2 separate regions of the Homo sapiens genome follow, and region 1 is linked to region 2. A link is a loop called in an ENCODE intact Hi-C map of the cell type or tissue named here. Cell type or tissue: Calu3. All regions are shown on one strand. Each heading gives the region's core, and the rest is flanking DNA. Links, peaks and the distances in the headings are about the cores only. Region 1 overlaps PKIB (cAMP-dependent protein kinase inhibitor beta). Region 2 overlaps PKIB (cAMP-dependent protein kinase inhibitor beta).

The links. Hi-C counts contacts between places; a loop is a spot of excess contacts. Peaks named below come from ENCODE experiments on the same cell type or tissue, not always from the same donor. Only the 100,000 strongest peaks of a DNase experiment are listed, where the experiment ranks them.
Region 1: it touches region 2 in a loop (6-fold over the local background); 5 of 110 quality-filtered maps call a loop at or near these places.

The regions. Positions count from the first base shown.
Region 1 is chr6:122,695,375-122,698,295 of GRCh38, reverse strand. The region is part of intron 3 of PKIB (cAMP-dependent protein kinase inhibitor beta); the gene reads right to left. Among named protein-coding and RNA genes, the nearest start is that of FABP7, 83 kb to the left of the region's middle. RefSeq lists an enhancer at 1,170-2,369. In Calu3, for the core only: no CTCF peak of the experiment used is centred there; a DNase peak (open chromatin) is centred at 1,245.
Region 2 is chr6:122,620,308-122,623,228 of GRCh38, reverse strand. All of the region lies in intron 1 of PKIB (cAMP-dependent protein kinase inhibitor beta), which reads right to left. Among named protein-coding and RNA genes, the nearest start is that of PKIB, 11 kb to the right of the region's middle. In Calu3, for the core only: no CTCF peak of the experiment used is centred there; no DNase peak of the experiment used is centred there.

The DNA of each region.
Region 1 (2,921 bases), core at 106-2,605, 75 kb before region 2:
TCCTTTGCCAAAACCATGGTGCTAGGGGAAGTCATCCCTTTCCTAGAGTCCTTGGCTACCTGGAGAGCCCCCTGGGATCAACTGAATGAATGGCAATAGAAGGCCATACATTTTACCAATGATGTTGCCACAATTATACATGATAGAGCTCAGTAGAGAGTTGTTGCTCTTAATTCCTTAACCAAGATGTCCCTGATAAAGAATAGAACCCAAGGGTCAGCACAATTGGCACACTCTAGACATTTATCTTGGCAATGGATGCCCTGGCCATTTCACCTCATATGTATATTTTTACAACTCTTAGACCATTGCCTAAGGGTCTCACTTTAAAGAACTCTGTGAATCTCTTGTTTCACAGGTACCCAAATATAAATATATAAACCAAATCAACAGGTTTCTCTACATATCCTAAGGCCACAATACAAGGCCTCAACAGGATATTCCTTATCTCATTTGCAGTTTTAGACACTAGATTGTTACCAAGGCACTCATTTTATGTCTCAGAATACACAATGGAATCTTGAAGAAAGCTTTCCATTGAAATGCAGCCTTCCCATAGGCCTCAGGTAGTTAGCCCCAGGCAGCTACTTTAATTGATAAGCCTAATGGGTTTTCAAAGAACTATTTAAGTCACAATGAGACAAATGTCCCTCTACCCCCTTGATGTCACCACTGCCACAAGCATTGGTTAGTCTCAATTCACACCCCCTGGGAGCATCCACTCTCTACATCAATGTCACACAGGTCTCTCAATTGCTTTTACTGGTTATATATGGAGACATGCCCGAAGTTCATGTTTTTGGCAACCACCTCAAAATGTGGCCCTCTCTGCTTGGTCAGGTGCCTACTTTGCTTCCTAGGAAGGCACATCTCCTAATCCCTAAAAGTCTCAGTTATCATCAAGATTTAAACTGATGTCAAAGCATCAAGTGATCAATTGTAGCATAAAGCCAAAAATTTAGGCTTGATATCTGATAAAACAGGTCTCTAATGGCCTAACTACAAGTTCTCCTCCCATAGATCAGGTATCCTAGACAGACCACCATCCTTATGAAGGGGACCAGGCACAGTTTCTATTTATCCTTGAGTAGCAGGTTTTGTTCTCTGTTTGCCTGCCAAATCAAACAAGTGAATCACATCATTCCACAAGAACTGGGAGCACCCTACCCTCTTAATTCTCCAAAGGCTACCTCCTACAGACCTGGTTGTTCACTCTGCTCTTGAGTGCAACTCCTGTGTGGCCCTGCAAGGTGTGCCATGTCCTCCTCCCCCAGGCCATCAGTAGACATGACTAATAACTTGCTGTTGGTCTCATCTCTTCAGGGTCAGGTGGTGTTTAGCTCTCCCTCACCCACAGGGTAAATAGGAGGTGACTAAGACACCCTACCACTAATAGCATGTTCCTTTCTCTCATGAAAGGGAGACTGAAGTGTGGAGAAAAGGCATCAGGTTCACACATATCCTGTGTCCACGCTGACCCTCACTGAGCTGCAATGTGTCCAGTTACATCAGTGTGCACAGGGATCCACTGCTATTGTCTCAGGTATAACTATTACCTCAGGTAGAGATATGTGCATCTGCATCCTCTTTGTTACATCTCTGGACTTTAAGGTTGACGGTCTATTTAAATCATTCTATGCCCTCCATGAGGTCCATGAAATCACTTCAGAGTTTCACTCCTCTGAGGGGCTGAGAACTCTGTGAGGTGGCAGTCAGGCCCATCTGCCTGGGCACTTCTCTTGACCATTGCTTGTCTACCTTTCTAGGGTCGAAGAACATACAAAGAGAGCTTCTTTTTGATACCCAAATTTTCCCTGGGAAGTGAGGGATAGTCCTCTTTACATTTGGATGTTCCTTAGAATTTTTATTATTCAATCTCCCTTCTGTTCAACCCAGTGAGCTGGAATCCTGGCCACCTTCACAGAGACTTGAATAATGACTGGGGTCTCATTACATCCTGAATTCTTCTCCCACTAGCTAGTCAATGACTCATTTCCCTTCCCAGAAACATCAAAACTTTTACATCATCATATAGTAATTCCCACTCTACGGTTTGTTCTCAGTTCTTCAGTTTCAGATAGCTCAATAAATCTTTTCTTTCAAAAAGTCAGGCTATTGTCATAAATAATGCTGACTTTCAAGACTATGGCTCTTTGTTTAGATTTTAAAAAACAGAAACTTAAGTGATCGTTTGTTCTAGATTAAGTGCATCATCCCTCAGTGAACCACCTTTATAGAGTATTAAAGCAAGTATAAAGGAGTAAAGAAATCTCAGTTGATAACTAAAAATGTTATCAGCCATACACAGGTAGAACAGCTACTCTTAATTGGGCCCTTAGCTAGGCAGTGGCTTTTATTAATATATATTGTACATGGCTTTATATGCAATATTTTATTTAATCTTTACCACAGATGTCAGAGAGGGAGGGAGAGAAGAGAGAGGAGAGATAGATTCCCTACAATTCAAAAGAAACAACTGAAATAGAGTCTTTTAGATATTAAGAAACTTGCCCTAAGCTAGGATTTAAGCCCTGTCACATAGGATTCCAAAACATGGATTTTAAAAAATTTCATTATATTGCCTTTTCTAGAGTCATAGGCCCTTATAAATTTAGAAGAGATTAGACTAAAATAACTTTATAAAGTTATAAAGAAGTCACCTAAAAGTCACCTAGTACAGCCATCTACAATATGCCTGAATCATTTCAACAAGAATATTTTTCTTCTTTGAACCGCATATTCACCATAGTGTTTCAGCGAACCCAAAATATTGTTTCAGTAATTCATCTGATATGAAAACTTTAATTCATTTTTGAATCTTAAAGATCATACAATTGAATAATGTGCATAATTTTGAAAAAACTTATTTTTTGTTCTCTATACCTATTATTACGTAATACACATACAATACAATAATGTAT
Region 2 (2,921 bases), core at 317-2,816:
CGTGATCCTTGTGAATTGTTATTTTCTGACCTTTCTACACAGAAAGAAAATTCAAAGAATATCTCAAATATTAGTGGCAAATTCTTTTATCGATATTAAATCAAATACTCTGACATTCAGGCCCACATGACCAAAGTAAGAATTTGCTTGGCGGGTTTTCTCAAACATAAATGTTTGCTCTGGCTTAATAGTGCTAATTGGAAAGTTACGTATTCCATGCAGCATAAAAAATTACTTTGCATTGACCCAGAAAACTCACCTTGCAAATAAGCCTCAAGAAGAAAGAAACTGAAATCAAAGTATTTGAAATGAGAACTCTAGCTGCCAGAACTACCTGCCCTGCCCCAAGTTCATGTTTAATTAAATCTACATCAATAATTCCATAAATCACTTGCACGTTCAGAGAACATAAGTTATCTTCTCTGATTCTAAGGTCAGATACTTACTAAGAACCCTCATGCCTGTGGGGATGTTTGGCACCCTGCCAGACTGTACTACTTCTCCGGTAGGGGTGAGCCCCCACTACTGCAAAATGCCATGGGGGATGAAGCACCACTAGAGCATTGGTTGCTGAGCAACAACCCCTTATGACTGATCCATGGGGACTGCTAAGCAACAGGGCTGCGTCTGACCTAGCTGTTCCCAGTGCACCCCCAGCTCACTGTCTCTCAAGAGGGCCAGGTTAACAAGGGGTCAGGGGCCCTAAGTGACTGGTTACATAATCTATACACACACTTTTCGGAATGTTCTCCAATGATAGCTAAATAAAAATCAGAGCAGAGCTAGTTCCTACCTAAAGGATACCCTTGAATGTATCCTTCATTTAAACTCTATCCTTGAATCTTTGGAGTAGCTGTCAGAAAAACTAAAGCATCAGAACTAAAATCTTTGGCAAAAATAGTCTAAGTATTTACAAAAAAAAAATGAAGAAGGCTGTTCCTTTTAAATTATGACTTTGAAAGTTTCCATAATTTTATAGAATTTTGCTATTTACCGAGTTTGTGCTAACACAAAAAAATGGGGAAAAACATAATTTAAGAGTTAAATCACATGATTCTTATGGCAAACTTATTCCTAAAATATTTTAACACATAACTCGTGTTTAAGTACAGCAATTTCTAGGAAGGGCCTTCAATTATCCACAGTTAAACCCACACTTTATATCTTTAGTCTTGACTTCTCCTTAGTTCCACACACCCTAACTCAAATTCAACAAATCTAAATTAGTCATGCTTCTTTAATCCATATGTGACTTACTTCTTAGAAGGCAACCACCGAGTCAATCCATCTAAAAATTTACCCACTCAGAACTTGAGTCCAGCCCTCCCCATATTTCCTCTAATATCCTTTACTTCTCTGTAATGGAGGAAGAGACATGTGCTCTGAGGGACATGGGCTTTCAGCCAGTACACCACTGTACAAATAAGATTCCATTTTTCCTGTAATTTGAAACGTTCAATCAAGTCCAATCTATTTAACATAATAGGCAAAGCACTTCTAAATCTATTTCCTATCAAATTTCCAGCTACATCTCCTGTCACTGTCCCTTAGTGTCCACATTCTATTATGTTGAATTAACTCTAGTTCCCTAAACATATGCTGCACTTTGAGTCTCTTTGCTCTTCCTAGAACACCTTCCCCTTTATGTGGCAAACTAGTGGTTATCTTTCAAGATCTAACAATAGCATCACCTCTACAGAGAAACCATTCCTGATATTAGATTACTTATAACCACCTCTGGACACATCTGTAATTGATTCATACTCCTATGGTGGCTTTCATCACATCGTGTTTGCAGTTATTTACCTATCCAACACTAATCCTGTGCTCTTGAAGGGCTAGAACCTTGTTCAGTTCAACCTGATCTCCTCAGACCTGGCATATTCCTTAGCATCAAGGAGGTATTTATACTATAATTTATTAAGATTAGGGAACGGTACTCCTAGGCAAAATTGTAAAATAAATAAGGATTGGGCATCTCTCTGTTTCTAATCTCATTAATCCCCCCAGAAGCCATTAACCTATAATATCAGAGACAGGTAGTAAAGTAATTAACCAAAAACTACAAAAGTAAATCTCCTGACCTCTAAGCTGGTCTTCTTCCTCCTAAACTGTGATGAGTCATTGTAGGGTAAATAAGCCAATATCCCGCAGTGATCTAATCCATCTGGTAGTAGGTTAAAATGACCAGATTGCTTGTACTCCCTTTATTATAATCATAATAACAAGAAACTCAAGGGAACGACATGGTCAGGTAAGTAAATCATCAAAAGGTGGTCTGGATCTGGTCTCAGGGAAGATAACTTTTCATTCAGATAAGCAAATCTTGAAGTAGTTTATGCAGAAATCTTTGCTGCAACTAAAATAGGGAAAATAATATAAAACAAAACATTTAGAGCTAAACAAAAATCAAAAAAAGGTATTTCAATTTTTAAAAATCCTAATTAAAAATTTACAAAACAGCATTTACTCAACATCTGCCTCCCTCAACATACTAATTAAAAAATTAAATAGGAACACGAGCAAACAAGGCACAAAAATCCATGAATGCAGCAGCCAGGCATAGTGTCACAAAGCCACTCAACCTCTTACCTCACCGCCTCAGGAGCTAGACATGTATAACCACTTTCATGCCTTGTGTGGAACTTCTTGATTCTACACAGATGCTTATGCAACAATATTCTCAAATATTTTGATACTAGCAGTAAACGATTGTCTAAGTTAAACCAAGCAACACAAATTCTGATCAATGGAAAGCTGAATTATTAGCCTATCTGTGTTAAGAAACCAAGAGAGAATTCTTAGTCTATAATGAGCTTTTCGGCTCTATATACTTCTGAGTCTGTGCTTCTTTAACTAGGTTCTCTTCTGAATACATTTGGGAATTCAAAAAAACACACACGACCACATGGTAAGTGAGA